Linked DNA regions of Mus musculus: all the other regions are linked to region 4. Evidence: chromatin loops called from intact Hi-C (ENCODE). Cell type or tissue: left cerebral cortex. All regions are shown on one strand. Region 1 overlaps Rft1 (RFT1 homolog). Region 2 overlaps Cacna1d (calcium channel, voltage-dependent, L type, alpha 1D subunit). Region 3 overlaps Dcp1a (decapping mRNA 1A). Region 4 holds the start of Actr8 (ARP8 actin-related protein 8).

Region 1 (8,000 bases), 690 kb before region 4:
AATCCCCTGTCAATCCTGAGTTCACGTCTTCAAATAGTTCCTTAATACCTGCAAAGCATGGAGGCTCCTTAACTCTGCACTGGAGGCCTTTTATATACTAACTCCAGCTTTCTTTTTGGCCTCCTTTCTTCAGCCTCACCCTGTCTGTCACACTGTCATCCTGGTTCAGTCTGAACCCGACTGACTGGAGTATCTTAGCCTTCTACAATGGGTTTTTTCAGGCCCCTCCGGCAGGACAATGGGCTCTCCTCCTCATGAGCTCCCTTGGACAGGAGACCTCTCAGATGTTCACATCTCTTTTCCTCTTTGGCTTCTTAACAGAGCTCTAGTAAACAAGGGCCCGTACAGAGCCTGTGCTAAGTCTCCAAGCCCCGCCCACAGCCATGCACTAGCTAAGTACTTCACAGCAGTGGCTTGGCAAGAGAAGCTCCTTGAGGCCATGCTTGCTGCTTATCTGTGGTTGTTCTCAGCACCCACAGTGTACAGGAAACGTGGGGTGGAAGCATATATGCTCTCACTACCACAAACAGAACCGTTCAGAAAATGGCTGGAAAATGTATAAAAAGCTAGGATCTGATAATGAGATTTTGTTTTTCTCTAATTTTCTGCCATATAATACACGTTTATAATAAATATTTTAAATGATTTACTATGGGCTTTTCCAGTTAGGTTTTGCTGCAGCTTAAGTATAAAGCGTTTCCATGTATTTAAGCTTTGAGCCCAGCCCATGGTCCTCCTGAAACCCTCAGGAGATAGAGCCTAGAGGGAGAAAGCCAGGTGACAGGAGCATACTGTTGAAGGACATATTAAAACTCTGTTTCCCAACAGCCTCTCTGCATACACTAGCACCATGACATACAACAGCCTCTCTGCATACACTAGCACCATGACACACAACAGCCTCTCTGCATACACTAGCACCATGACACACTGCTTCACTTTGGCAACAAAGGCGAGTAACCGTGAGTTAAAGCTGTGGCCACCCTGAACCTCTCCTTCCTTTAAGCTGGTTACTTTGGGTAATCTGCCACAGTAACAGGAAGCTGACTAACAAAGACTTGGATTTCAATTCCACATCCCTACACAGAGGGAGAGACTATCTTCTGTAAGGCTGTGGAGTGATTTAAGGCAGACAACTTAAGTAAAACATAAAGTTAAATAAATATTGGTTCCCTATCTTATTTAAAAGCAGATAGAGCAAGCACATCTCTAAGGGTCCTCTGCTGCGGGCCCCAGACAAGTGTTCTGGTGTCAGCAGTCCCGTGGAATCCTTTTGTATCTTCTATGATCTCCCAACTGCTCAATGTGAACTCTGCTTTACTCACCTTCTGTCAAAATCTGCTTCAAGAACGACTGTTTGAAGAAGCTCCAAGCCAATCCTGCCTCCTTCCAGTTGACAAATGCCTGAAAGAAAAATGAGCATAAAACCACATCTCCAGCTTTTCAGATCTAAGCCTGGGCAGTCCATACGGCCCCAACTTGAATAGTTTCCCCTGACTCTTCAATCAGTGCTAAGAGCATAGAAGACATCCAAACATACCAGAAAATGTATATGACGGATAAGATTTGAATCGTGAATGTTTCCTACGGCCATGTGTTGACCTGATTGGAAGGTGGCAGAGCCTTTTAAGGGTGCCCAGTGAGAAGGGCTTAGGCCACCAAGGGTGTGCTTTGAAGGGCAGTGTGGGACCCCAGCCCCTTCTCTTCTTTCCCTTCCTTGTCAGGAGGAAAACTGTTTTGTTCAGCCATGCACTTCTGCCACAGTGTGCTACCCTGACACGGGCCCAGAGCCTCAGGACCAACTGACCATGGACGGAAACTTCCAGATCCCAGCTCGTTGGGCCTTCCCATCCCAACTCACCTAACCTAGACACGCCCAGAGGCTCCTTTCCCATATGATTCTAGTTCCTGTTGGGTTGATAATCAATATTAGTCGTTATACTATGTAACCAGGCTGGTTTTATTTATGACCCTCCTACCTCGGCCTACTGAGATTACAAATATACAACACCACACCTAGCTAATTAAAACTTGTAGTGAGAATTTTGGTTTCTTTAAAAACATAGAAATGTTATAGGAATATGTTTTTATTTTAATTCCAGGCATGGGATATGGGGCTGCTTTAGACTGTCCATAGCGGCAGACTATGATTTGCCTCGTGCTCTGGCAGGGCTGTGATCCTGCCAACTGCAGATAGTTTCTGCAAGTATATGACAGGATGCTGAAGGCTCTTGAGAGAATATAAAAACGCTAGATCCCTGAGACAGGTAAGGCAGCCACTACTCCTCTGCTGCTGGCTGGAGATATTCTGACAAACATCCAAATTGCCCAAGGACCTTGACACCCTAAACAACAGGAGGTCGTCTAACAATACCGATGCTCCCTCTCCTCTCTAGCCTTCCTCTACAACTTAGTGTTGGGGGTTGGAAGGGATAAGGGGAGAGAAGGGTGATAGAAATAAGAGCCTATAAAGTAGCTAAAAGTCTGGCTAAAACAAAACAAAATGGTGTGTGTGTGTGTGTGTGTGTGTGTGTGTATGTGTGTGCACACAATACAGGCAGGTAGGTATGCATGCCACAGTACCTGTGTGGCGGTCAGGGGACACCTTTGTAGAACCAGTTTTTTCCTCCTCTGTTTACATGGATTTCAGGGTTTGAATTCAGGTTACCAAGTTTGTTTGGCAAGAGCAACTTTACCAGCTGAGCCACTTGATTTGCTAAGGATGACTTTGAACACCCTATCCTCTTGCCTCAAGCTCCCAGTGCTAGGATCACAGTCCACACTACCATACCTGGTTCATAGGATGCTGGAAATTGAAACCAGGCAAAAACCTTAACAGATGAGCTAGCCTGTTCCTATTTTTAAGGTAGGGTCTTATGTGGCCCATGTGGCCTTGAACTCAGTCTGCAGCTAAGCTGAGGATAACGCTGAACTCCTGATCCGCCTGCACACCTACCTAGTGCTAGAATTATAGGCACACCATCACATCCTGCTTCCCAGTGTTAGTATACTAACTCAAAATACCACTTTTGCCGTGTGCTGAATATGAAGAATTAGGCAGCATTTCACGTTACTTTTTCTACTCTAACCTTTAAACTGCAGTGTGTATTCTAACCTTACTATCGCCTCAATTCTAATTATTCCAAAATGCTCACAGTCACATGCAGCTCAGGTTAGACGACCTGAGCACCTCTGAGAACGCAGGGCTCCTCTCAGCCCTGACTCCTCTTCTCTTTTCTTATAGACTAGAAGAATGCAGGCCTGAGTCCTCCCAGACTGCACTGTCTGCGGGAAGTCAGTGAGCTCTGAGCAGGTGCCAAGGCATCTCTAGCCCTGAAGTAAGCCTTCTCCAGGCAGAAGACATTGAGCTTAACACTGCCCAACCATTGCTTTTCCCCAGAACAAGAGCTGCCAGACATCACCACAAGAGGGCACTGTGGACCAGGAATACTCAGACAGATCTGTCCCTGGGCCGCTCTGGAGAAGTGAAGGCATAGATAGATCTCTTTCACATCCCCCTGTACTGGCACAGTCCCCTGAGGGATCTGTGCTGTTTTCAAAGGAAATGAAAAGTTGAAATTTGCCGCCCACTGGCTCTGGGGTCGTGTGTGTGTGTGTGTGTGTGTGTGTGTGTGTGTGTGTGTGTGTGTGTGTGTGTGTGTCTCGCCAAGACAGTCTCACTTAGGTAGCCCTGGCAGGCCGCAAAAATCTGCAAGTATTCTTCCTCCTCGCACTCATTGCTGGGATTAGAGGTCTGAGCCAGTTGCCCAGACTCCATTATGCTCCTATTGAAGCCTGCCTGCCTGCCTGCCTGCCAGTAAGTAGTAAATGTGTTTGGGGAAATAATTCAGCTTTCTAAAGAGAAAGTCCTTGGGAGAGCGACTCTAATCTGGAAGCTTATAAAAGGACTTCCTCTCCTAATGCTTCAGTGTCGATGGCCACACTGCTTACAACAGCCGAAGTGCTCATTAAGGACACATTCACAGGAAGTCCACTTTGGGGCTCTGGTTCTCAGGCCACTGACGGGTAGAAAAGAAGCAACTTCTGGGGACTTGTACCCTTCTATTCAGAAGGGGTCTTGCTGGGATGGTGAAGGAGACTGGTTTACAAAGCTGGGTTGGTGCGATTGCACCCTGTTCCTAAGCAGACCTTCTAGAGCCTTACTGTGCTTAACGGGAACACTGAGGCTTGGGAGGTGAAAGGTGATGGATCGGCAGTAACTGTAGGGAAGGCTGAGAAGGAACCAGGCTCATCCTGCTGAGTCACCATTCCCTTCCCAAACTCTGTGACTCAGGATGATCAGCCGTGTGCCTCCCACACTGACAAGTCATTGAGAAGTGGAGGCCACAGCCCATCGCCTCCACCACCCATACAGCACTCTCCTTCCCCCTTTCTCTTCCTACCCCAGTCCTTACAGGCCACCGATGGCCCCAGACTTGCCCACCTCAGGACCATCCTCATCACTTCGTGTCTCCCACAGAGATGTCTCACTTACAACTTGCCTAGTGCGTCCTTTTACTGTAGGTTTAGACTTTGGCATCAAGCTTAGAGTCTAGGGCTTAAACTGCTTCTTGACTTAGCCCAACGGCCATAGGCAAGATAGTTAACTTTGCTAAGTCTTGGTTTATCATCTGCAAAATGAGATTACATTATACCTCATATTTAAGATCCCCTAGACATGGTGACACATGCCTGTAGTAAGAGCGCTCAAACTCTGAAGCAGGAGGGACTAAGAGCCTAGCCAGCTCCATGGTGAGACCCTGTCTTAAAAGAGACAAATCCTATTTGATGGAGCTGGTAGGGGACTGAATGACAGAAAAACAAGATACCACGAGGCTCCTCTACATGGCACCATTCAAAACCTTCAGATGTGTGTGACAGCCCAGGCTTGTAACCCAGCACTCAGGAAGTAGGGACAAGAGATTCATAAGTTCAAGGGCATCCTCAGCTACATAGTTAAAGGCTAGCTTGGCTTACCTTAGGCCCTGTTAGATTCTGGGAGAAGGAGAACCATTGTCTGCAATCATATGCCCACCTGGTTCCAATGATAACTCCAAACCCACAGCCACACAGAAGCCCCTGCCCTCACCCCTGCTAAACTCAGTGAGTCACAAAATAAAATGAAGCTGCGGAGTCCACCAGAGCCAGCGTGTCTTCAGTGTGAGTCCATGCCGAATTGCTGTGGTGGAGACCTGAGACACTCGCCAACCACACTGCATCATTTGGTGTCCTTGGAGCAGACACCCAGGGTGGACGGGGCACTCAGGGTTGGGACTGAGAATGTGGCCATTTGAGTCATGAAATGAGAAAGAGGTCTGTAGGAAATGGCAGGGTGGACGAGGGTAGTAGGAACCTGGGACAGGGAAAGCCTTTCAGTAAAGTACTATACATGTACAAAATTGTTGAAGAACAAATTTAATTTTTAAAAATTAAAAATGGCAAATCTTTTTGCATTCTAAAAGCAAACCAAACCACCTGTAAGTTCTACTGCTCCAACAAGTTCACACTCCACTCTACTGAAGTCATTGCCACTTGCTGAGAGCCACATGCCATGTCCACCTCCCTTCATAAGCTCCACCCACCCTTCTTTTCCTCTCCTTGACTGGTCTACTCAATCCCCCCACTATCCCCATATTTCAATCCCAACCCAGCAAGGGGCACAGAGCAGGCCTGAGCACATCTGTTTCCTTCCTGTGGCTCCATGCATCACCACACATCACTGTTCACTTCTGCCCACCCATGTTCAGCTCCAGCTCAAAGGCAGCTTCCTCTAGGAAGCCTTCCTAAAAGATCCCAGACAGACTTCTCCATCCACCCTGACCGTCTGCTCTGATGGCACTAAACGCAGTCTTGCAGTGTGGTTGGCGAGTGTCTCGGGTCTCCACCACAGCAATTCAGCATGGACTCATGTGGAACACACGCTTGCTGTGGTGAACGCTGCAGCTCTACTTAAATATTTCAAGTTACTCAGACATGCCAAAGAATATAAACAGTGGTCATCATTTGAGGTACCATTAGCTTATTATAAATCCAAATGAATACCTATAAAAAACCCGTAATTCTAAAAGACTAGGAAAGGAAACCGAAACATTTGGTCCAGCTGATCTTTCTTGCAGATGATTGTAAGCAGTTTTACCGAGGAGCTGCTCCAAGGAGCCACGCAGGTATGCCGCTTGTGGGAGAGCTGAATGCAGGCTATTCTCTTCTTGTTCTTTGTTTTGTTGTTGTTTTGGGGGTGGAGACTCACTATGCAGACCAGGCTGGTCCTCCTTGAACTTAGAGAGATCTACCTGCCTCCCAAATGTTGGGATTAAATGCACACACCACTACACCTGGCCTAAGACCCCTTCCTCTCTTTACCCCTTTAGAAATAACAAGCCTGAGTAAGTTTTCTACCTGGAACTTCCCAATCTTTAAGTAAATAAAAAACTAGCATGGTCAATAAGCCCAACTCTTTTGGAAGACTGGTTAACCACACAGACCTAACATGGTCCATAGAAAGCAATTACAAGGAAGAGGATCCAAAACAAGCTGTCTGGTTTGGGGTTTAGTCACTTAACTCCTCTGAGCACCAGCTCTCGCATCTGTAAAATGGAGACGAGAGCAGGGTCTTACAGACATTACTATATCCTCAGACTTTTTCCTGATTTTAACCTTGGGGCAGAGTCTTTCTAAGCTGTCAGGCAGTCCTGAGCTCCCCAGACAGCCCAGGAACTCCATGGACTCTTAGCCACCAGCCTCTGCTTCTAGAGTAGCTGGGCTTAGAGGCCTGTGCTATCACGATCATCTTACATGGTTCTTTTCAAAATACAAACAGCTTCACGGAGCTCCTGACGTCTTCAGAGGAGTTACATGAGCCATAGAAGCCAATGGTTTCACTTTAAAAATAGAGTCTGTAGTTGCAGTCTACAGTCCCAACCAACTCAGACGATGAGAAAAGACTGTCTGAGCTCAAGAGGTAGCACTTGGCCAGGCAAAAGAACAAACAAGCAAAAACACAAAACCAAACAAACAAAAAGCCAGAGTCTGCAGGCTTCAGCTCTACTCCTGTTGCCTCCCAAATCAAGAGGAAACTCTCTGAGGCCTAGAAACGTCCCTTCCTGGCTATCTGCAACCTGAATCACACCAATCATGGAGTCAGCCGTTTCAGGATTGGGGCAGCTGTCCCAAGGATACAGGTGCAGGTACTCTCAGTTAAACTGTAACGTGCTCACACCACTGCCAATGGTGTTAGCCTTGCTTCAGATGGTGATACCGACTTGTGCCAGGCCACGGTTAAGCCTATACAGGCTCCATCTCATTAGGCCCTCAAAACCTTATAAGGAACAGGTCCTTATCACCCTTACTGGGCATGTAAAGAAACTATTAACAACTCAACAAACACTCCTTTCCAAAACATGCTGGAGAACAGAGAGGCTGGTCAATATGAAAAGCTGGTCAGGTCACAGTGGGCACTGGGAGACCCTAGTGTGGGAGAGACTCCTCTAATTTGGAATCCTAGCCATTTACACCCACAAATGAGACATAGTGGTGGCCAAAACTGTCCTGGGTTAAGGTCTGCTAAGAGCCAGCTGATGAGAACGGAGCACTCCTTGCTAACAAGTGAGAACACAGCAGGCTCTGACATCTAATACCTGGGCCTTCCTTACCATTGTGTAACAGGACTCCATGAATTCAGAGCCTCTGTTCCCACAGATCTGCTACCTTCTCAAGTAATCACAAAAGAGAAGTGAAGCAGATACCCTTCTACTACAAAGAAACAAACAACAAACCAGCAAACAGGTGCTGAGAAAAAGACAGGAGCCCAGCATGAAGCAGCTACGTGGTGTCCTGTCCCCTGAGAGGCTCTGGTTCCAGGCTGGCAATAGCACTGACCCCATCAGAGTGGGAAATGCAAGACAAACCGCCAGAGAGGGAAAAGGGGTCGAACATGATGAGGCTTCACTCCTGCATGCCAGCATCCAGCTTTCTCCTTTGGTCTGATGGGAAAGTAGTCATGT
Region 2 (8,000 bases), 120 kb before region 4:
CTCTTCTGGAAGACTTGGCAGTCTTTGCTCCCTGGTCCTATTTTGATTCTTACCCATATTATGGCACATTTCTCTTCACAACCGTCAACAAAGGAGAAGCAGCAAGAAATGTTTGCATATCATAATTCAAGATGCTCGGCAAACGTGGAATTTTCCCAGTCCATGCATACGTTACCCAGAGCTTATGGCCACAGAAACTCATGTCCTTGACCTTTAGAGTTACATCCTGCAGGGGTCTAGCTGCCTGCCCCGTGTGCTTTGGTTTGGGCTTCCTTGAATAAATGACGTGGCTGTGGGGTGTCAGGTACAGTTTGTCTTTGACTACATACATCTTCAAAGATGCTATCAGCCCCGGGCAGGGGGATGCAGAGCACCACACAAGTTGATTAGTGCAGCCACAGTGTGGCTATGCAGGTCCTTCCCTCTAGCTGCCTGTTGTTAGGAAATGACAGTAACGGGCTTTATCTCTGGGCTCCATCCACAAGTACAGTTCTGTAAGAAATGGTGTGTGACAGCAGTTACAGAATTGTTTTGGAAGGAAAATTGGTAATATCAATGGTATGTAAAGGAAGAGATTTGTTGAAACTAGATTGTGGACAAGCAGATACCCCAGCTTGCTTCTCAAGAGTTTATGGAATTCTCCATGGCCAAAGTATTGATTTTTCCACATGTGTTCCCAGCCTGTCTTATGTGAGAAACAAGTTACCATTTGGTCAGAGCTAATTGCCAACGGGTCCACACTGTTTGTCTAGCTGTTCCTGCCCCAGAGAGCCTACTTTACACTAGACAATACTAGGGATTTATTTGAGCTATAGAGCAGATTAAATGTGGGAAAAGCAGGGGAGAAACTCCACCTGGCCTGTGCTCAGGTACATGGCCTGGCTGAGACTACATGTAATGTTCTAGCGTGGGACTAATACTGTCATGCGTGAAGCCAGGATGACTCTAATGCCTTTCCTCTACAGGGGGCTTTTCATTCTTTATAAGGACGGCGATGTTGACAGTCCTGTGGTCCGTGAGAGGATCTGGCAAAATAGTGATTTCAATTTTGACAATGTCCTTTCGGCTATGATGGCGCTGTTCACAGTCTCAACTTTTGAGGGCTGGCCCGCGTGAGTATAGAGAATGTTCTATTTCCCACAAGGTCCGTATCTGCTCCTTAGCAACTCCATGCTGTCTTCCTTCCTTGAGCAGGTGCGACTTTTGCTCTTCACAGCTAGTGAGCTAGCCTGTGACTAACGCTGGGCAAATTGTCATCATTTCTTGCCCATCATGGCTCCTCCATCTGAACAGGCAGGTGTTAAACATCTGCGTCTTTCTTCTGGGAAGTACCTGGGCAGCATCTCTGGGTGTGGTTAAAGAGGTCCTAAGAGACATTTGTTGTATAAACTTCTGTTGGTAGCTGCCCTTCTGATGCTCTTAAAGAGGATTTGACAGCATCCAAACTGCCATTCACTCTTCCACTCATCTTGATACAGAATGAGTATTCATGTGTGTGCCAGCCATGGGCAGTTGCCACTTTTCTTTCATGGAGGTGCTTATACATTCATTCATAAATTACGCCTTTGTTGTAAACCCCATGCAATATGCTGTGCTAGACAATGTGGAAGATCTCGAATGTTTGAGGCACTGTGCTTGCTCTGAGCCCTGAGCCCAGAGCTAGTAGAAATGTTTCATAGACATACTTAGTACAGAAGAGAATCTGGATGCGTGGCTGGGATCTGGCTGAGTGTGGATCCCAGAACATAAAAAAGAAAGAAAAGAAAGGGCAAGAAGGAACCTCGGATATCCTTCTACCTTTCTTCACATGCCCCATGCCCAGAGGAGCTTGAGGAGGGGAGTGCCCAGGCTGGTTCTTGCTGGCTGCCAGGGTTCAGTTAGCCACTGAGGCAGCTGACAGGATGTGAACCAGCCTGGGGCTCAGAGCTACAGGGCCAGAGCCTAGCCCTGGACTCTGCTGCTGAGCATTGGTGACCTTGTGACCTTGGCACTCAGATGCCTTTCTGACCCTCGATAAAAAGGGAGTGGTGGTGATATCTGCCCTGCTAGAGAGAAGTAAAGATGAAAGGAGAGATGTGAATGCCTTTTTACCATGGGCTGGGGTCCTGGGCTGCATTCGAGTGGGCTAGTCTAAGTTGGGGTGTTTTATGGTGGTGTCCTTCTCCAGAGTTCTGCCGTATGTTGGAACTTTCTGTTTGGGTGCAGGGTATCTGTCAGTTCACACACAATTTTCAGTTCCTTCAGTATGTCAATGTGATTCACTTTATCTCTTATCTCTTCGTGGGAGGTTGCATTGCTGACTGTTTGTGAAATTCTTTTGATTTCTCAGTTCTCCAGATATTCTTTGAATGATTCTATCTGGGTAACCTCTCATCAACATACCAGCTGTCTGCGCCTGAGGCCTAAGGCCTCAGTGACCCAGCTGTGTTCAGAGGCCTTCATGTCCCTCCCCCAATACACACAGTGACTGTGCAGATGAATTCTGGGAGCATCAGGCAGTGCAGTGGGCTGAGCTACTTGGACTGTGGGGTTGTGGGGCTCTTACCTAGTTTTCCTGTCCTCCAGGTTGCTGTACAAAGCTATTGATTCAAACGGTGAGAACGTTGGTCCTGTCTACAACTACCGTGTGGAGATCTCCATCTTCTTCATCATCTACATCATCATCGTTGCCTTCTTCATGATGAACATCTTTGTGGGCTTCGTCATCGTCACCTTCCAGGAACAGGGAGAAAAAGAGTATAAGAACTGTGAGCTGGACAAAAATCAGGTTAATGTCATACACTGTTTGTGCTTCTGTCCCTCATGCAAGAGCAGAGCACCTCCTCCCTCAGTGGCCTTCTCTACCCAGAGGAGAGGGCTCAGGCCCTGTTCAGAGCACACTGTCAGCCACGTTGAGTCTCTGTAGAGTTAGTCACCAGACACAGACTAGACTATTACTGGGGAAAACAATCCCCACGCTTGTGATGAGTAATTAGAGAATGCTGAGGGTATAACCCATGATGGTGGCTGACCGGTGATGGTTTAGACTCTTGTGTAGTAGGTAATGTGGCTCAGAGCAGGAGTTCACTCATGTAAGCTTCCACAGTCCCCTATGGAGAGGCTCTTCAGCATATACTCGCTATAAACTTTCTTCATCTTTGTGTTCTTCATATAGCGAGCTGCTCATTTGCATTTGTGCTTCCAAAGCGCAACTGTAGGGCAGGAAGCAAAATCCGGGTCCCCTACCCACTCAACACACTGGAATCTATTTCCTCCAGTAGGGAAAGAAAATATTCCCAGAGATTGCAAGGTGTCTTTTAGGGACCACAATTGCCTTCAACTGAAATAGGCTGTCACTTGATAGGAAGAGTCAGAAACTTTGAATACGGCACTAAAGTTGTTGGCTTCATTTCCCCTTCTTGTCTTAGCTGATCTGGTAGAAGTAGGAGCCTTGGCTCTGACTATGATAAAGCCAGGAACCTGGGAGCCTGTTCTCTGGCCCTGCTCTGCTCTACCTGCTCTGTGACGTTAGGTGCAGCTCTGCTCCTAGGGTCTTGTCCCCTTAGCTTGTTTAGAAATAATTTATGATGGAAAGAAAGAGGTGCCCCTAGACATTCTTTTGAACCTTTAGCATATGAGATTGGAAGTCTCTTCTGAGAGACTCCCCACTGTCTTTTGTAAGGGGCATCTCTGCTTTTATGGTAACTAGATGATTGAGGTTGGTCTGGGAGTGCATGCTTATTAAAGAGGTGGCCATGGCCTTAGGAGGTATCTCTGCCCAAGTGGTACCTGGGAATGTGAAGATGGGTGAGTTGACACAGTTTGTGGAAGAACTTTTCCTATGCCAGTGTGTCCTTGTATACACTACCAGTGATAATCTGGGGGAAATCTGGCTTATCTCTTTGCCTACCCAAGTGAGGGTATAGCCAAGTGAACTATGCAGGGGTGGTGGTGTCTTTGAGAACCCCAAGTCCCAAATAGTCTTGAATATGGTGTCTCTGGAGTCAGAGTGACACTGAGTCACAAACACAGAAAACTTGTCTGAAGCCTGCTGTGTCTAGAGCACAGATGTGGGGGAGCAGGGCAGGGATACGCCTTGAGATCAACTGGAGGCTCCCTCAGGGCCGGCTCCAGACAGAGACTAGTGTCCGTCCCTGAGTGAGTAGAAGGACAGTGTTCTGTTTAGAGCCAACCTCAGTTCGACCTACCCTTCATTACTAACCATTCTCTGGAGATGCTCAATTGAGTGCAGTAAGCTCCCATTCCCGTAAGCCTGGACAGGCATCTTCTGTGGATCTGCTAGAGTATCCAGAGAGCCTCCAACCTCAGGAAGTAAACTCAGCCTCGAAGGCTCTTGAAGATTTCATGCCTGCCACTAGGTGGCTTCCTCTTGTGGACGACCTGGTATCACCACCTGCTGACAGAGAGGAAAGGTCCTAACAAGACTTGCTTGATCTAAGTCCCCCCAACACCCACCCCTAAGAGACCCTGCAGAGCCTCAGCAAAATTTGCCTGAGTTGTGTCTACAGGTCCCAGCCAGTACAGTGGCTGCTCCACTTACTTCTGAAGTCACCGTGAGGCAAATGCTAGATTCTCCTCAAGACCCCATGGGGCTTCTTCACTGCTGCTCATGGTCACTTCCTGGAAGGCCAGAGTGAGCTCTTCTTGGAAGATGCCACTATGTGCTCCTTCCCTGGAAGCTCTCAAAACCCCCTCGGTTTTTTTTATCATCCTTTTCTACCTTTGCAGCGTCAGTGTGTTGAATATGCCTTGAAAGCACGCCCCTTAAGGAGATACATCCCCAAAAACCCATACCAGTACAAGTTCTGGTATGTGGTGAACTCCTCGCCTTTCGAATACATGATGTTCGTCCTCATCATGCTCAACACGCTCTGCCTGGCCATGCAGGTAAGAACGGAGATCATGGCGGGAGCCAGGTCTAGGTGTGCCCCACGTCCCCTCTACCCCAGAGCCCGACAGCAGCATGCTGCACCTCCTAGGAGAAGGGGTCTGACTTTCTGATAATCCTGGACCAGTGTGGCCAGAGGTCTGCTCTGCCTGACTGTTGTCACGGCAGACACATAAGGTCACGTTTCTCCGCCTGGGCAGATGGCTGTGGGTATTGCTCCCATGGAACCTATGTGTGCTATTCAGTATGGATCGTGGGACCCAAGAGCAACTGAGTACCAAAGCCCCGATGCCATGCAGACCTCAGCTTCTGCCCTGGCTCTATCCTTACCAGCTGGTGGTCATGAGAGCCTTACTTCACGCCACACTGTCTTTATGAGTAACATGGGAGACCTGCCACATCTACCTCAGGGCAAAGGATTCCGCTGAATTCTTCGAGTCTGGCACTTTGAAATTAATTTTAGATATTTTAATTTAATTTTACGTGTGTGAGTGTTTGCTGCCATGTACGTATGGGCACCATGTGTGAGCCTGGTGCCCACAGAAGTCAGAAGAGGGCTTCTGGAACTGGAGTTATGGGTAACGGTGAGCCATCGTGTAGGCGCCGGGAACCGAACCCAGGTTCTCTGTAAGAACAAGTGCTCCTAACCTTCAAGCTGTCTCTCTAGCCCTAAAGTCTGACACTTTGGTCTAAACCTGCCCCAGCGGCACTAAATATTGAAAAGGAAAACCGAAATTACATTCCTGACTTTAGGGGCTCCTGGTGCGGTAGTGCGTGATTTCCTAGTTTTTGCAATATTGCCCTGAATTACAGCAACTTCTTGCTGATCCTGACCAAGTCAGATTGCAGAGCAGTGATGACAGTGAACCTTTAAGAAGTTATTGTCTGATAGATATGACACTAGGTCAGGAAGCCAGGACCAAGGTCTACAACCAGATTCTGTCCAGGCTTGAAGAACTTAAGCAATTCAAACCCTCCGTTTCTCAGTAGAAGCCAGGCCCATAGTCAAGCAACATTTTCAGACACTGTTTTACACTTTATAATGAAAAGGTCTGTGTGCTGATCTGGGGGAGAGTGTGAAGCCCAGTAATACTCCCTTTAATGAGACATAAACCTAAATAGTATAAGATTTATCACTACTCAAACTCTACCTTTACCCATCATATCTGCAGTGTGTTAGACAAGGACCTGAGAGATATTCCCAACAGAGAAAGGGTGGCTTCCCCTTATCCTGAACTGAAAGAATGGGCATTTATTTCCTCCATCATCGGAACATCCTCATTGTGTCATGAACCACCACCACCCCCCACAACCTCCCCATGTTTAGGGGAAGTTCACCATATGACCTTTGCAGTGTACTGGCTTGAATGTTGGCAGAAGATGCTGTACAAGAGGGTGGGAAATGACCCTGGGGTGCAAATGTCAGGGGATCTCCCATTGCACAGATGAGATCGTGAGGTTTTGACATCAGTACCTCTGCCTTCATCCACAGCACTATGAGCAGTCCAAGATGTTCAATGATGCCATGGACATTCTGAACATGGTCTTCACAGGGGTCTTCACTGTTGAGATGGTTTTGAAAGTCATTGCTTTCAAGCCCAAGGTAAGTTGCTGGCCCTGCTTTACAAAAAAGAAGGGCCTGCTTCCTTTCAGCCTCATGTTACTGAATTATGCTAACTCTTCTGCTAGCTAAGTAGGCTACCATCTGAGAACATCAAGATCTGATTAGGACGTCTGTATACATGTGGGAAAATAAATGCGCAAAAACCCAAAACCCTTATGAAAACAGTTCTGAGAAAAAGAGAGAAGAGAATTAAGGATCTGTAAGCTGATGATCATTGTAAAACCTGGTTTTCTGTGTCTAGAATGGTATGTCATGCTGTCTCAGGAAAGCGTAGCTCATTATCTGAGCACTGAGGGGTTGTCTGATAATCATCAGAAACAATTGACCCTGATTTCACTCTGAGATCTCTAGCAGGAAGACAGCTTCTATTTGTTGCTGTCTGCGGCATCCTTTTTTTTTTTTTTTTTTTTTTTAACCGTGTATGGAAAGTTCTAGTACCTCTTACTCGTCCACCATATTTTGTTGTTGTTGTTGTTGGATTTAGAAAAGTTTCCCTTGCTTGTAAGAAAATGAGGCATGACCCATGCTACACTATGTTGAAGGAATGCGCGAATTGCGTCTTCTTTGGGAGGGATCAGTTCTGTCCCACGAAGCCTGAAGGCTGTGATGTAACAAACCATATAGCTCGGCATCAAAGAGCATAATTGTGAGGCATCTGAGATAAGATTCTGCTGGTTTAAATGAGTTACTTCACCGCCCTTTTAGCTTTCTCTCTGTTCTATGAGGATATCCATAGTCCAGGTGTAGGGGCCGTTACATACCGTATTGAAAGGGTGCCTGCTATGTTGTGCTGTACTGGAGACCATTGCTGCCACAGTTACACCGTCACCACCATCTTCAAGCAATGGTATGCCTTCAGTCTAAAGCCCTAGACTGAGGAGCTGAGCTGAGCTGACTAGTGGGGTCTCCTTCCTCGAATAGACCATGACTCTCAGAAGAGAGAATGACAGAGCCTGGTCCTAGGTGTTTTCAATCTGTGTGGAGGTAGCCAACAAACACGGCTTCAGAAATGGTTGGTTTCACGTACGCTATAGTTATACAGAATTTGAACTCCATCCTGGGCCTTTCTTTAATTTGAAGTAAATCTTAGGCAATCTTTAATCGGATCTTTGTGGACCGAAAAGAAAGGACATTTTGTAAGTGATTAATTGCAGTGATTGCAGTGGGGTCAAATTTGGCACCTTACGCATGGCTAGATGTTACGTACTGTGACTTGTCCATACATAAACATTCCCTCCTTTTCCAAGTCCATCAGATCCTCCTTGGAGACTTGGGTTTGCTTCTCTCTCTCCTATTCTTCTTTGAACAATATTTGTCTGAACTGATGGAAGAGGTTGCAGAGCGAGAATGTGGAAGGTTCTTGAGAAATGTACATGAGACATTCCCATGGAACATTTCCCATCAACCCTGTACCTGGCAATAAAGCTCTGCAAGGTTTGAGAGCTTGTCCAGGTTGAGGAGAACACACACACATCCCACAGCATGTGA
Region 3 (8,000 bases), 540 kb before region 4:
ACTATATCAGGCAAGAAGATCTTAAAATTAGCTATTGCCATGTAAATGAGTATTTACACATATGTAAGTGGTTTCTGCCAAGCAGCATGCAGGAGCGTCACTGTCTTCTAGTGCTGAGTATGGAGAAGGCAGGTGCAGATCATTACCTGAGCTTCCAGATCAACTGAGAGGTGGGGCAACCCTTTCCCTCACAACCAGAAACCCAAACAAACTCCCTTCATATGTTTCTTCCTGCAGTCAGTCCATCAGAGCAAAGGAAGAGGAGCGAGAGCACTCCTGGCCCGTGACACCTACACACAGCACAGGCCCTGCCCGCGCGCACATCATTCCTTCCTTCTTGTGTCAGACCCAAATACTGACAGGCAGGCAGCAGTCACAGAGCAGCACACCCCACTCCCTTCCAGCTGTGGCCATGTGATCATCACACTCTGCTCGTTTTCTCCCTGGTAAACTTGCTATTGAAGGGCAAACCTCTCCTTTACCCTCTCTACCAATCGACCACGAAGCCTCCCTGACCGGATACTTTAAAAATCTCCTTGTCCACAGTGCTCAACCCAGGCCCCTACTGCTCAGGCAAAGTGATTGACAGCTTGTCCTGGAACAGGTGGCCAGATTCCTGTTTCTGACATTACCAACAAGTCACTCTTCGTTCAGAACCTTTCAATGCCTTCCTAAGGTCTGAAATATAACTCACACTCCTTAACTACAATGTAGTCACCTTCCAATGCAAATTCCTCCAGGTCTGTTTACACAGCAAATCTGAGTTACTACAGAACCTGGAAACCCACGCATGCATATACACCTGCGTACAAGTCTACATGCCAAGATCAGTTACAGACCACAGATAGACAGACAGGGCCCCCTCACCCCACAGAGCAAATTTAGTTATAGACCATGGAGACAGACAGATAGACAGACAAGACAGACACACACATCATCTTTAGTTGGGTATGGCTGCTGCACAAAATACACACACACACACACACACACACACACACACACACACACACACACACACACACACACAAAGTCTCATGTCACTTAAAGCTGAGGCCTCTGTAGTCTTGTTTCTCTATGCCCTCCTGCTCCTGTCTTACCTGGAGGGTTGGAGCAAGCACCATGTTGCTCAGGGAGGCTGAGACTGCTGCTCTTGCTGCTGCTGTCTTAGAAGAAGGCTCTATGAAGCTCTCAGGGGTGGCCAGTTGGCCAGCTGCCGAAGAAAAGCTGGGCGCCATGGTTCCTTTTCCAAGCGGCTGTGCTTGTATTTGGTCATGCTGTGGGGTCAACCTGAGTTTCTGAAGCAGATCAACGCTTGGGAGGGCTGTGCCAGCTGGGTTTGCTAGGCTCACCGGGGCTCTGAAGGGGCTCTGGCTAGCAACCAGACTGCTGTGGCTTAGCTCAGGGACTGGCTGGTTCAGGAGTGGAGATTTCTGCCTGGGTGTGGTCTTTACTGCTTGTATCATGGTGCTATTCCGAGGTAAGTGGGGAACTTGTGTGGTAGGAGCTTCAGCTGGCAGAGTGGGGCTGAGGACAGGGCTCAGTGGGAGTGTGTAGCTTGGGGGATGTTTGTCACCCGACTGTGCAATGGAGGCGGGAGTGATCAGCACTGGGGTGCTGACTTCAGGCTGAACTGTGTGGTGAGCGGCAGAATGGATACCCAGGTTTTCAGACTGAGGGGCTCCCCCTGACTGCTCAAAGGGAAATGGGAGGAATGAGCTGGGCTCTTTCTGTGATGCATCTCCCAGCAGCTTGTCTGTGTCCTCTGACTCTAGACCCATAGCTGTTGGTTGTTCCTTTGGCAAGGAGGTTCCAAATAACTCTTCTACTGTCAGATGTTTATGACCAGACGGAGCAGACTGAAAAACAAAAGCAAGTGACAAAATCAAAGAGAGGCGCAGAAACCAATGTAACTAGGATTCTTTTCCATCATGTGCACATATGGAGAAGCAAGGACAGCGGATGAAAACAGCCTGGAGCAACCTGAGGTGCAGCAGGGCTCAGACCACCTTCTAGCAAAGTCTGTAGAGTGACAAAGTTCCGTACGGAGAACAGTTTTAGCATTTACTCTGTTTCCCCTGGTGAATGTGGCTAAGGTTGGGGCTATACACAACAAAGTTACCCACACCGAGTGTCCACATTAGTAACACACTGGCAAATGATGCCAGTGCGAGAGGACCAAACTCTAAGTGGCTCACTTTTATTGTTCTTGATAGAACGTTAGCACTGCACTGCAGATCCTAAACACCTAAGGCAACTTTAACCACTCAGTACTCAGTCATGACTCCCCTACACCCTCAAATTACAGAATCCTGAGGAAAAAGGAAGACATTTACACTGAATTTAGAGGTGTGTTTGTGTGTGTGGGAGCTGGAGCGATGGCTCAGCTTAGTTAAGAGCACTGGCTGCTCTTCTAGAGGTCCTGAGCTCAATTCCCAGCAACCACATGGTGGCTCACAGCCATCTGTAATGGAATCTGATGCCCTCTTTGGTATGTCTGAAGACAGCGACAGTGTACTCATATAAATTAAGTAAATAAAACTTTAATAATAATAAAAAAAAGAAGTTGGGGAAGTGGTTTAGTGGTAGAACTCTTACCTAGCATATGCACATGCATAAAGAATATATTTTTTATCCCTTTTTGCTATGGCCTTATATTTAGAGTGAGATTCTGAACCTGGAGCGCGCGCGCGCGCGCGTGTGTGTGTGTGTGTGTGTGTGTGTGTGTGTGTGTGTGTTTGGTATTATGAGACAAGGTCTTTCCACACTGCTTGGGCTGTCCTGGAACTATGTAGACTGGATTGGCCTTAAACTCAGAGAGATCCTCCTACAGTGAGTCTACATCCAAATCCCTTTATAAATTACAGGAGTAACAACAATAGTATCCTATCAATTCACAAGGCTCATTCCCTCATAGTCTTACATTCTCCAGATCCCACTATTCTCAAGTACTAACTGGAAAATTTACATAACTGTAAACATAAAAAAATATAATCACAAATGTAACTGTGACAATTATTTCACAGCTCTACTATGAAGCCAGGCTGGCCTTGAAGCTTCAACAATTCTGGTTCAGCTTCCTGATTACTGAATGCCCAGTAGTTTAAAAAAAAACCAAAAGCCAAAAACCAAACCTATTCTTTATGCTGAAACAAGACGGCTAGAGATTCTGTGACAAAAAATGAACTAAAACGTGCATGTGGTAGTTCATCCCTATAATCCCAGGATGGGGAGGCTGAGGCAGGAGGACTAGTCTGAATATAAGGTAATCCAAGGCAACAAAGCATGTTTCCAAACTAGACAACCAACCGACCAATATCCTACCTCCCTCCTCACCCGCCCCCAGAAAATAAAAACAAAACAAAATAATCTCAACCCCCCTAAGCTGTGAGTAGAGCACACTGTAATAGTAGACTCAGGAGACGGAGACAGAGGCTCAGAGGTTCAGAGTCACCTTCAGCTCCATACTGAGCTCCGTACTCTATTAGATGAGACCATCCTCGAGAACCAATCCAACCCAGCCCAATGTAGACAAAGAAAACCAAAGCAAAGTACTAGAGCGCAGTACATTCATCAGTGCAATTGATGTGAGTCGTAAGCAACGTACCGTTCCACATACATGTCAACATTTGTTTACATAGATTTATTTTGAAAACTAAAGGTGCTACGGTTATTTTGCAGAAATTCCGGGTAAGGGGGGAGGGTATGGGGGACTTTTGGGATAGCATTTGAAATGTAAATGAAGAAAATACCTAATAATAATAACAACAACAACAATAATAATAAAAAAGAAACGTGGAAAAAGAAAAAAAAAAAGAAATTCCGGGTAAGAAGCCATACTTCTATTTTAGAGAGTAGGAACAATTCAATTCAATAAAAACAGAAGGAAACACACTGGGGAAAGAGAACCAAGAGAACTTAATGGTGAATTATCAAAGTGAAGTCTATTTCTGCGTGAGTTGTATTTGTGGTATACATACAAGTTCATGTGGATGTACACATGTGTGCATGTATGTGGAGGCCAGGCGTCAATGTCAGATGTATTCCTCACTCTTCACCGTGAAGAGACAAGGTCTCTCAATGAACCAGAACGCGTCTACTCAGCGATCTGCCTTCCCAGTGCTGGACTACAACACGAAGCCAGCAAGCCCGAATGCCAGCAAGCCCGGCTTCTTATGTGCTGCTAGGGATCCAAAGCCCGCCATATGCTCTCTCCACAAGCACAGTACTGTTGCACCATCTCTGTGGCCCCAGGAAATGGACTTTAATACTGAGGCCTGGCAGCATGATCTGCTTGCCACTCAGCACTAGATGGCAGCATCACTAAATAAATAGAGCAACTCTCTGTGTAAGGGCGGATTAGGGATTTGCAATAGTTTTAGACAATTACACAGCCTTTTCATAATATATCATTACATATCATAATAATTACAATGCTTTGTAATTCCTTGGCTTTAGCTGAAAAAAGTTGCAATTTTATTTTATTTTGTGTTTTTGAGACAGTCTTGCAACATAGCCTTCATAGTCTTCATACAAGTGGTTCTTCTACTCATTTGCATACTTGTAATTCCAGCACTGGGTTGGTAAGGATGGACTGATAACGGGGACTTACTGGCCAGACTAGCCAGCCATGCAAGCTGCAGGCTAACGACAAACTCTGCTTAAAAATGAGATAAGAGAAAATGGTAGACAGAGTGTAAGGAATGGCACTTGAGGAGTCCTGCCTGCCACATGCACACGTGTGTGAGAGTACCTGCATGCACGTGTGCACACTTCCCACACTCTGCTAAAGCAAACAAATTTGTTGAGCTGGGCATGGTGGTATATGTCTGTAATCCCAGCTCTTGGGAGGTGGGGAGAGGATGATGAGAAGTTCAAGGTTGACCCTAGATTATACAGGGAGTTTGAGGCCAGCCTGGGTTATTATATGAGACACTGTCTCATAACAAATGAAAAACAAGGGTGGAGAGGTAAGGGAGACTTACTGGTATATGTATATACACGATTGTAATATAACAACCTTGTTAACATGTATATTCCATGCTAATAAAGACGCATGCCCTCTTCTCCTACCACCATCTTTTTCATTTCTCCCTTTTTCCTTTTTGTTGTATTTTGTTACTTTATTATTATTTTTTTTTCCCCAAGTCAGGGTTTCTCTGTGTAGCCCTGGCTGTCCTGGAACTCACTCTATAGACCAAGCTGGCCTCAAACTCAGAAATCCACCTGCCTCTGCCTCCCAAGTGCTGGGATTAAAGGCGTGTGTCAACACGCCCAGCTGAATTTTGGCTTTTTGTGACAAGGTCTCTCAAGCGCTGGCTGTCCTGGAACTCGATGTATAGACCAGGTGACCCCAGCTCGAAGAGATCTGCCTCTGAGTTCTTAAAGTTGTGTACCACCACGCCCAGCTCAAATCAAGAATGTGAATGCTAAGCAAATAGAATCACAATATGTAGTCTTTTGAGTCTTTCTCATTTAGCATAAGTGCCAGAGACTTGTTAAAGTTGCTGTATATATCCAGTTTGTTTCCTTCCCACTCTCCTTTAGAAGGTTGGAACCCATGCATGCCGGACAAGCAGCATCCCAGCCCAGGTTTGTCCTTCCTGCTAAGTTGTATTAGTTGATAGAGCAGTTCATACTGAGTATCCCAGACCTGAAATACATGAGACTAGAAGCATTTAAAATGTGAGGGTTTCCTAGGGTTTTAGAAATATATTATAGAATATATTTAAAACATACATTTTAGAAAACACGCACATGCACGCACGCACGCACGCGCACACACTCTCTCTTTCTCTCTCTCTCTGAGATATCTTAGAGTGGATCCCAGATCTAAACCAGAAATTCACTTGTGTTTCATACAGATGTGGCCCGACGGTAAAATTACAAAATATTTTTCTGTCTGCTTCTGTTTTAACTTTGACCTCTGACATGACATTCATTTTCATTTGTGGCCTCACATTGGATTTTAAAAGATTCTGGGGTGGGGAACATTTTAGATTGTGGGTTTTTAGATTAGGAACAACCTGTGTAATTTAGTCTAACCATTTTGAAACATTTCCCTATTAAAGTATATCTGGGTTGTATGCAGGTTTTTGGCTATTATGAATTAAGTATGAGTATCTAAATTTGTCTTTATTAGCATGAATATACATGTTAGCAAGGTTGTTATATTACAATCGTGTATATACGTATACCAGTAAGTCTCCCTTACCTCTCCACCCTTGTTTTTCATTTGTTATGAGACAGTGTCTCATATAATAACCCAGGCTGGCCTCAAACTCCCTGTATAATCTAGGGTCAACCTTGAACTTCTGGTCATTCTCTACCTCCCAAAGGCTGGGATTATGGGCATGTACCATCCACAGGACAGAACTACAGATGGTGTACACACACACACACACACACACACACACACACACACACACACTACAAGTAGATGTTCTCAATAGAAATAGGGATGAGTACACGGAATATTTCTGTATTATGTGTATTATGGGATAGAATCTGTCTGCTTTTGTTATCCAAGGTGGCCTGGTAGAAGTTATACAATACAGCAGATTGGTCTCAAACAGGACAGTAGATGACTGTCCTGTCCAGTCTCCGAGGTGCTGGGATTACAGGTGTGCACTACCACATCTGGCTCCTGCTCAACTACTTACCACTCTACATATAGTCAACAGAAGTTTAGTGTATCTGTTGTTTTATCAGACCACCAGTTATAAAGAGAATGAATCAATTCAATAAATATTTATAATTCTAAAGACACAGCATTGATACAAAGTGAGTTCCAGGGCAGCCAGGACTATGCAGAGAAACCCTGTCTCAAACAAAACAAAACAAAACAAAACAAAACACCAAAAAAACCAAGACACAGCCTTGAACATGCAGAGAAAACTGCTTGTCTTGGGGGTGTGTGTGTGTGTGTGTGCACCCTTTTCCTCCCAGCACTGAGGAGTAGGGAGCAGCCTGTCTACACAAGCTAGTTTCAGGACAGCAAGGACTACACAGTGAGGCCCGTCTCAAAAAACCAAAACCAAAACCAAAAAAGCCTCAAGCAAACGGAACTGCAGGTCCCTTTAGCATGGGACAGTGGATAAAACCAAACCAAAGCACGTTAGCTAATGAAAGTCAGTAAGAAAATAAGGCAAGCAGAGGACGGAAGGCAGAGGGGTGATAGCAGGCCCTAACTAAGAAGCTATGAGAGAGCAGAAGAAGAAAACGGACACAGTCACAGGAGAAAAGTACTGAGAGCCAAGGGAAACCACTGAGTCACAGTCCTGGTTGAGCAGGAGCTAAGTGAGCCAGGCAGAAGTTAGGAGTTGATGGCTCAGGGAGAGGGGCGGGCCGGAAGCAGGGTCCATTACTGAGAGTGAGGCAGGACACCACGGAGGCCCTCAAGGCAGAGGGTGAATGTTGTTTCCCAGGATCATTCTGCTGGCCTGGCTGAGCACAGGGAAGGCAGGAGCAAGAGCAACACTAGGGGACCAGAGAGGAGGCTACTGCATAATCCGCATCAGAGTTTCATGGCCTGGGAAGTGAGCTGGGTATATGTCATTATGATGTCACACATATGATCTGACAGACAAGTGATAAACCAAGCTTGCACAGTGGTTCAAATCCTTATGAAATGGTGCTGTTCTGCTATTTTGACAAAGCTAGGGCTTTAACTGTACGAACCTTATCCTGTGACCCAGAGGGTGTCTCTTCTAGAGTCTCGGTGCTTCCCAGATTAGAGAGCTGAGTGCTTGGCTGTAGCCCAGGACTGGAGATATTTGAGCCGCCCATCTGATTCTTGGAAAAGAATTAAAAGAAAAAGTCTATCATCTGAAAAAGGACTGCTATCTAAAGTCTGGTTCACATTTGAAGTTATCGAAAATACTTTAATTAAAAAAAATACACAAAAAATCTCCTAAAACTGTTTCTATCAATTTTCATCTTAACTTCTACAATAGCATTTCTATAAAGTAGAGAATCTATTTCTATGCATGGTAGCTCCAACC
Region 4 (8,000 bases):
TCACACAACAGTACAGCACACACAATCACACTCAACGCATGACTCTGAAATGAGTGTGCATGTTTCAGTCTTCACTACTTATTGGTGGGGGGTGTATTCCTAATATCTATCCACTTTTAAAGTTTTAAACAGACCAGCCCTGAGGCAAGTCCTTCAGGAGGCAATGCAGGAAAGAGCAATTATATAGGAATGGACTGTTACACACGCATTATTGCCCATGAAGACTTTCCCATAGGACAAGATGGTGATATCTGTCATCTTGAAACTGTGTGGGCTTGGGATGGTGTGTGTCTGAATTTTAACAAGCTCAAATGTGGAAAAAAAATTTAAAAATCGAGTGTGGCTGTAATGACTTTTTATAGCTCCACAATGCTCGGGAAAAGTTATGACGTGCGGCGCGTCTCCTGCATCCTGAGGTCAGGTGCGCCCTCTCTCCTGGGGGAGTCAGGTCAACAGCAAACACTGGAGGTGGACACCCACTCCTCCGTTGCGCTGAGCATGAAGTCATCACTGTGGACGGTGGTGCTGCCGGGAAAGCACGTCTTGCATTCTCAGCAACCAGCACACCCCTCTGGGTGCAGTGCCCACGTTTAGGTAACAGGGATTACCGCGCCCAAATCTTGTCTCCCAGAGTCATTTGCTTGAGTTCATGCTTTTTCACGATTCAATTCTCTGTACATGCATTGTTTTCCAACATATCAAACCAACAAAACCCTTCTCCACACAAGCTGGAACATTTTAAGGTTTGTAAGTTATTATTGAAGACATTAAAGAAAATAAACTTGGTGTATGGTGTTTCTGAAGTCTACAGTAAGAGACAGAAGCGTCCCAGGCCTCCACAATTACCCACCACTCCCCTCCTGACTCACCGAGGGCAGCTTCCACAAGTACCCTAGAGCTGTACACTGTGCTCTGGTTTTTTTCCCCCCAAAAATTTACTTATTTTTATTTTATGTGTATGAGTGTTTTCCTGCATGTATGTCCGTGTACCACATACCTGCCCAGTGCCCTGGGAGGCCAGAAGAAGGCATCAGGTCCCCTGGAACTGGAGCTGTAGATGGCTGTGAGCTGCCGTGTGGATGCTGGGAACTGAATGTGGGTCCTCTGCAAGGGCAGCCACAGCTCTCATACTGAACTAACTCTGCAGTCCCTACGCTATTTTGTTTTAAGTGTTACGTATACGAACATATTTGTGACAATGCTGGGTACAGAATTCTGCATAGTGACATACTGTTTACTTGTGGAGGCTGGAGCAATAGGGCTAGGCCATAGAGCCCAGGTGTGCAGAAGATGCAGTAGTTTGTCTTCTGTCATAGGCACTACTGTATGGACCACAAACTCCTCCAGGGATGTATGACACATCCCATCATCACGCAACACACAGCTATATCGAGAGAAGTGGAAAAATACTCAACGTGAAGGAAATGCTGACCGAACCTGTTCTGGTGACACAGGGATCCGCCTTGTACCGTTTGACATCTTTTTAGACCATATTGCCTGGTCCACCATTTTAAGGCCATTTTGTCTTTGTTCATTACTTTCAGGTTTCTGGAGAGAGAAATGAGAGATCATTAGTACAAACTATTTAGTGAAAAGAGAAACCAACAAGGCATGCTACAATGCATCCATCAATGGATAGATAGCTCCCATCGGCAAGTAGCATCTCTTTAATCTTTGTGTAGACATGGTAATCTTAAGGTTGCCAGAGCTGGATGTGGCACTACACGCCTGCATCCAAGTATTAGAGAGGCTGAGAAGGGGGAATCTGGAGTAAAAAAAAAAAAGGCCAGCCTGGACAATAAGGACATATTTTATTCGAAAAATCAATCAATCAATTAATCAACCAATCAAGCAAGCAAACAAAAATTCAAAATGGAACCCTGCTAAAAAGCCTATAACCTCAAGTGTCTTGTGACCGATAAAAATTTTCAACACCATTCGAATTACTGCCAGGCAGGGTGGTGCACGTGAGGCAGAGGCTGGCAGACTTCTATGAGTTCCAGGCCAGACTGGTCTCTTGAGTACCAGGTAAGCTGAGGCTACACTGTGAGACCCTGTCTCAAAGAAAAAGGTATCCCCAACAAACTTCATATCTCCATATAATGCTTATCTTTCTGATTCTGTAAGAAAAATCACAGTCCTTTACATATCTTTAATAAATCAAGAAGTATTTCAAGTTACTTTGATATTGTAAATTATTTTTTGGGTGGTACCATTCCCTAGGCAGTATGCCTGAACTAAGAGCTGAGAAAGCGAGCTGAGCACGCATGCACGGCCATAGACACGCAGACACACACACACACATCTGTTTCTCTTGAATGTGACCAGCTGCTTCAAGTTCCTGCCACCTTGACTTCCCCAGGATGGTAGACTGTAGCATGAATTTGTGAACAAAACAAACCCTTTCTCCCTCAATTGCTTTTGTTAGGGTATTTTATCACAGTAACAGGCAATGAAACTAGCTAAAATGAAAATTATACCTGCAACCCTCAGTGATATTACTTTAAGATTTATTAATTTATTTTATGTATATGAGTACACTGTGGCTGTCTTCAGAAGAGGGCATCAGATCCCATTACAGTGAGCCACCATGTGGTTGCTGGGAATTGAACTCAGGACCTCTGGAAGAGCAGCTGGTGCTCTTAACCACTGAGCCATCTCTCCAGCCCCCGAGTGATATTACTTTTATAAAATAGAACCCTGAAGATTTTTATTCAAGATTCCCAGAGACACTTGGGTATCTCAACTCCCCTCCCCTCCAATGGAAACAACCCCAGGCTGATCCCCAGCTCCCACTCTCTGACTTACATTTAGTCCTTCCCTTAGGAGCCAGTTGTCCTTGTACAGGGGCTGCCCTTGTTGTTTGTGTCTTCGTGCAATGACGTGAGGAACACTGACCGGAAGTGTATCTGTGGCTCGGCCAAGTCTTAGAGTTGTTGAACCTGGGTGTATGACAACAATGAAGTTGCTCTGGATTTGCTGCAGACAGAGAGATAAACGTGAATTAGGATGACAGTGATAGGTGACCAACATAGGGACATCATGGGACGTTTCCTGCAAACACAGTGTTCTGGTCAGGGTTACAACAGCCGTGATGAAACCCACAACAAAAGCATTTTGGGAGTAAGGGTTTATTTGGCTGACACCGCCACATCACTGTTCATCATTGAAGGAAGTCAGGACAGGAACTCAAACAGGACAGAACTGATGCAGAGGCCATGGAGGGATGCTGCTTACTGGCTTGCTCCTCATGGCTTGCCCAACCTGCTTTTTTATAGAACCCAAGACCACCAGCCCAGGGTTGGCACCAACCATTATGAGCTGGGCCCTCCTACATTAATCACTAGTTAAGAAAAATGCCCTACAGGCTTGCCTATAGCCCAATCTTCTAGAGGCATTTTCTTGGTTAAGGTTCCCTCCTCTCTGATGACTTCAGCTCATGTCAAGTTGACATAAGGCAGCACAGACTACTGGACGGAAAAGCCAGAAAACCATTCAGTAAGGAGCTGAGAGACATCCGATTACAGTTGTTCTTCTAATGCAAATTCTCTATGTTCCTTTGAGCTGACTCACGGCACAGACTTCACAAATCCTTACTTATATGGATGAAACCAAAGTCCTCCAGTGCAAACTAATACATAATTATTGGGCATTTTTGTATGGCAGAAAACGTAGGTGGAATGGTAGTAAAGGCTGACTCTCTACTATCAGAGAACTTTCTGTTTAGTAAGAAATACACTCGGTACCTCTGGGCGTGGTGGGCACGCCTTTAGTCCCAGCACTTGGGAGGCAGAGGCAGGCGGATTCCTGAGTTCGAGGCCAGCCTCGTCTACAGAGTGAGTTCCAGGACAGCCAGAGCTACACAGAGAAACTGTCTCGAAAAACAAAAAAACAACAACAAAAAAAGAAATACACTCAGATGAGAGAGAAGACAGGGGACTGAGGAGAAGTGGAAGGGCTCGCCTTTCCTCCAGTTGTTTAGACCCAGAAGCTCCAGGCAGCTTAGGGGTTGGCTAGCTGAGACAGCTTCTGCGATGACTAATACGATCATTCAAGTTTGCTTGAGGAGTTCAAGGGAGAAAATAACATCAGCACAGTCCTGCTTCACAATGCTGGAAGCAATATTCATCAACACGGGCTTGTCACCTAGGTTCTCTGCCTGCTGTCTGCCTGATCTGGCAAGAGCCTGGGGTTCAAAGTCAGAGTTCGCAACTGTCCTGGTACGTCAGCACAGTGAAGGAAAACTGATGACGAGAACAAATCCAAAGGAGTAAGGCAATGGCTGTGGCTTGGACAGAACAGCTATTTTAAGTCTATAACTTTCATGGGGGAAGAATTCAAGCTCGATTGGGAAAACTTCTGCCCGCCACCCCCCAAACTTGTTGAGGCATTCAAAGTTTCAGCAAGAGTATGGGAAGGAGACTTTGGCCATGCCTCTGTAAGCAGGGAATCTGGAACAGGCAGACAGCTCAAGAGTAAAGAACATTGCTCTTGCAGAAAACTGGTTCCCAGCACTGACATCAGGCAGCGCACTACCACTTACTCCAACTTCATGAATCTGATGCCCTCTTCTGGGCTCCATGGGTACTGCACTAACATGTGTACACACCCCCACCCCCACAGAGTTTCTATTAAAAGAAAACAAGACCACAATTGAGATCCACAATCCCAGCCCAAGTCCTCGGTACCTCCTTTACGCTGACCTCGCCGCGTAAGTTTCTCTCACAACATTTCTGTGGCTCACAAATACAAAGGCTTAAACTGCTCCATCCAGCCCTTGTTCTAGAATGGTTGTCCTTTCAGTCTACCAAACCCTCTCAACCCAGACCCCAAGTTCTGCTTTACACATGTGCCACTCTGCACAGCTTCAATCCAGACTTCTGCTGATGACAAAACTCAACAACTCTGGAGCATTCAGCAACGCAGCTCCCTCTGCTGGCAAGGTTCTCTCCTTCAGCTCCATCTAACTCCTCCCCTCAGGAATGAATTAAACATCACCCAGAGTAAGTGTGATGGTCCCTTCATTATATGATCGTAGAGCCTTCCTCCTTTCCAGGACGTACAACAAACCCTAGTGAAGAGGGCGTGTCTGTCTTGTTTCCTACCCAGTCTCAGTACATGCTGTCAGTGTCACTGTGCTATGGAGGACATCTGCCAATCGAAAGGGCAAAACACATGAGGGACACCTGGACGTTATCAAAAACCCACGGGCTTCAGTATATACGTGAACGAAGAACATCTAGAGAAGCCGGGTGTGGTGGCGCATGCCTTTAATCCCAGCACTTGGGAGGCAGAGGCAGGCAGATTTCTGAGTTCCAGGCCAGCCTGGTCTACAGAGTGAGTTTCCAGGACAGCCAGTGCGATACAGAGAAACCCTGTCTCGAAAAAACAAACAAACAAATAAACAAACAAACAAGAAAGAAAGAATAGAAAATGCAGTTAAGTATGGACAATTTTTATTTTAGTAATTATGTATTTTAATGTGTTAGGAAAGAAACCTAGTAGTATGCCCCACTCATCATTTCCTGGAAATTATTCATTCCTTAACCCAAGACTGAGAAACGTCCATGAAGCACAAGTGCCCCAGAGGGTATGGGATAGTCAAAGCACGTGACGAGACTCACTGGAGTGTAGAAAAGGGACCGGAAGATATGCTATAAATTCAGCCTGCCACTTGCTCTGATGCAGCCCCCTACACCTCATCAAGTTCTTGTGAGGATGCCAGAGTTAGTCAGGCAGCCTGGATGTAGAACTGTCGGCCTTAGAGAACGCTAACTGTTCAATCTGAAATCCACCATAAAACTGTAAACCTGGACGTGCTTAAAACAGTAAGGTTTTGTTTTTTCCTTTTTATTGGTAACTCAGCTGAGTGGCTCTCAAGTGTAAGCTCTGCAAACGAAAACGTTGTAGCACAACGCCATCAAGTTAGCGTCCCACTCCAAAATTCTCCACTAGCTTCGATGAAGACGCTGGGTTACGAGCTTGTGTGGACACTGAAAATCTCTACCGTCTTTCTCTATTCTAAACAGCTATGTCTCCAATCCTTCACATCCTCTCCAGATCCAAGTCTCTCTTCCCCAGAACCTTCCTAACGCTGCAACCTTTTAACACAGCTCCTAATGTTGTGGTAACCCCCAACCATAAAATTATTTTGTTGCTACTTCGTAACTGTAATTCTGCTACTGTTACGAATCATAATATAAATCTCTGATATGCAACCCCCAAAGGGCTTACGACCCACAGGTTGAGAAATGCAGATAAACCTGGCATAGCTCTAAAACCATTCTAACCTCACCCTAAATCTCTAGCCTCCTGGGACCTCTGCCCTCCTGTCGAGGCTGGAAGAGAGACATTGTGGGTCCTCTGAACTAGCCTATCCCACACACCACACTATGCATTTTACTGCAGCCCTACCAGTTAGATATTTCAACCCACCTATGGGAGAGGAAGAAGGTTCTGAAATGGTCCACAGGAAATCCTCAACGGCCGATCCTTCCCTATTTCTTCTGGGAGCTGTGCACTGCCGTGGCCCATTTCCCTATAGGAATTTATTTCCTTTACTTATCAGTAAGCCCTGGTGAGTGAGAGTGTGAGCCATGCTGCTCCAAGTTGTTTACTTAAACTTGTGCTGTTATTGCCATATTATTCATGTCTATTTAAGGAAAGGCTACCTTTTTCCTGCTTTTAAACGTGAAATGACTTGCACTGTGAGATTTGCAAACAAAGAAACTGGTTAGAGCCCTAACCATCCCTGAATATCTGCTGGCGTCCCTGAGAGCCAGGCCGTTGCTAAATCGTGACGTCTTATAGCTGAGACCTGGAGGCTGTGCACCGCGGCCTTGGCTTTGCCCTGCACCGCGCTACTTTGCACAAGGAACCTATGGGAGGGGACCCGGATGCTTCCGGCTCCGCCCGGACCCTGGGCTCCGGCCAGCAGCAGAGGCCCAGGCTAGCAGTGGTCTAACCAAGGCCAGCCCCCTGCACCTCACCTCCTGCAGCGACTCGGGGACCAACGCGGGTACGATGGGCCGCTTCACGCCGCGCTGCTCCTTCTCCTTCTCCCCGCCCTTCTCCTTCCCGTTCTCCGCGTCCCCCTTCTCGGCTTGGGTCATCTCTGCCACCGTGGACCACCACCAGCCCCGGGGCTCTGGGACACCGACGCCACAGCAGTCAGAGGAGAACCATTGCGCAGGCGCGGCGTCCCCTGGCTGCCCACAGTCAAAATGGCCGCCACCGGCGTCGCCCCTAGAGAATTCTGGGAACGTGGAGGGCATGACAGGGTTGGAGTTTTGGTTTTTCCTTTTTTTTTTTTTTTTTTTTTTTGTTTTTGTTTTTGTTTTGTTTTTGGTGATGATGGGGATTGAACCCAGGCACCATTGAATAGTGAGCATGTTCCTATTACCAATGAGCTACATCTCCAGTGTAATACAGTTAATCAATTAAATTTATTTTTAGCCCTGGCTAGCCTGGAACTTCCTATTTAGACTCACAGAAGTTAAAGGCTTAAGCTATCTCACTTAACCCTAATAAATTGAGTGCTCCGCGCGAGTCTGAGGTTCATCAGTCTCATTTTGACTCCACAGGTCTTCACTCAGAGGTTCCATAATATTGCTAGTTCTCAGTTCGTTGGTCCTGCTCAGATCGGCCTCTGATTGGGTTCTTTGGGACTCGGTCTCTTCTTGACATATTCCTTGAGTAACTTATTTGAACTTCATGCCTTTACCCATTTGATACCTATACATAAGATTTCTACAAATCATTGCAAAGTTAAGATTAAATACAGATTTGGTTTTTTGTCTTTTATTTTGAGACAGAGTTTCTCTATGAAGCCCTGGCTGAACCTGGATCTTACTTTGTAGTCCAGGCTGGCCTCGGACTCACAGAGACCCTCTTGCCTCTGGCCCCAAGTGCTGGGATTAAAGGTATGTGTTACCACCTCCTGGCAAATATGTAATTCCTAATTCCCATTCACCATAGGAGGTGGGACAGGGCATGACAAG

What was found. A loop is a pair of places that touch in the nucleus more often than their neighbours do. Peaks named below come from ENCODE experiments on the same cell type or tissue, not always from the same donor. Only the 100,000 strongest peaks of a DNase experiment are listed, where the experiment ranks them.
Region 1: it touches region 4 in a loop (3-fold over the local background); 3 of 42 quality-filtered maps call a loop at or near these places.
Region 2: it touches region 4 in a loop (2.4-fold over the local background); 2 of 42 quality-filtered maps call a loop at or near these places.
Region 3: it touches region 4 in a loop (2.5-fold over the local background); 3 of 42 quality-filtered maps call a loop at or near these places.

Annotation. Positions count from the first base shown.
Region 1 is chr14:30,667,574-30,675,573 of GRCm38, reverse strand. It overlaps Rft1 (RFT1 homolog), which reads right to left. Exons shown (of 13, transcript NM_177815.3): 7 at 1,326-1,404. Among named protein-coding and RNA genes, the nearest start is that of Rft1, 17 kb to the right of the region's middle. In left cerebral cortex, a CTCF peak has its summit at 3,413 (motif pointing right); DNase peaks (open chromatin) are centred at 3,435, 3,812 and 4,267; H3K27ac peaks cover 1,289 bases.
Region 2 is chr14:30,093,809-30,101,808 of GRCm38, reverse strand. It overlaps Cacna1d (calcium channel, voltage-dependent, L type, alpha 1D subunit), which reads left to right. Exons shown (of 47, transcript NM_001083616.2): 26 at 966-1,112; 27 at 2,566-2,767; 28 at 4,729-4,887; 29 at 6,381-6,491. Gm52106 (a long non-coding RNA gene) reads right to left here. Exons shown (of 3, transcript XR_003951103.1): 3 at 6,906-8,000. Among named protein-coding and RNA genes, the nearest start is that of Gm52106, 25 kb to the right of the region's middle. In left cerebral cortex, CTCF peaks have their summits at 15 (motif pointing left) and 4,358; a DNase peak (open chromatin) is centred at 4,354.
Region 3 is chr14:30,512,775-30,520,774 of GRCm38, reverse strand. Dcp1a (decapping mRNA 1A) reads right to left here. Exons shown (of 10, transcript NM_133761.3): 6 at 7,678-7,791; 7 at 1,098-1,856. Among named protein-coding and RNA genes, the nearest start is that of Gm35566, 32 kb to the right of the region's middle. In left cerebral cortex, a CTCF peak has its summit at 4,294 (motif pointing right); DNase peaks (open chromatin) are centred at 1,423 and 4,257.
Region 4 is chr14:29,977,578-29,985,577 of GRCm38, reverse strand. Actr8 (ARP8 actin-related protein 8) reads right to left here and starts at 7,241. Exons shown (of 13, transcript NM_027493.3): 1 at 6,990-7,241; 2 at 2,809-2,979; 3 at 1,438-1,548. The coding sequence starts at 7,112. In left cerebral cortex, a CTCF peak has its summit at 4,915 (motif pointing left); DNase peaks (open chromatin) are centred at 4,902, 6,518, 6,920, 7,193 and 1 more place; H3K4me3 peaks cover 1,487 bases; H3K27ac peaks cover 889 bases.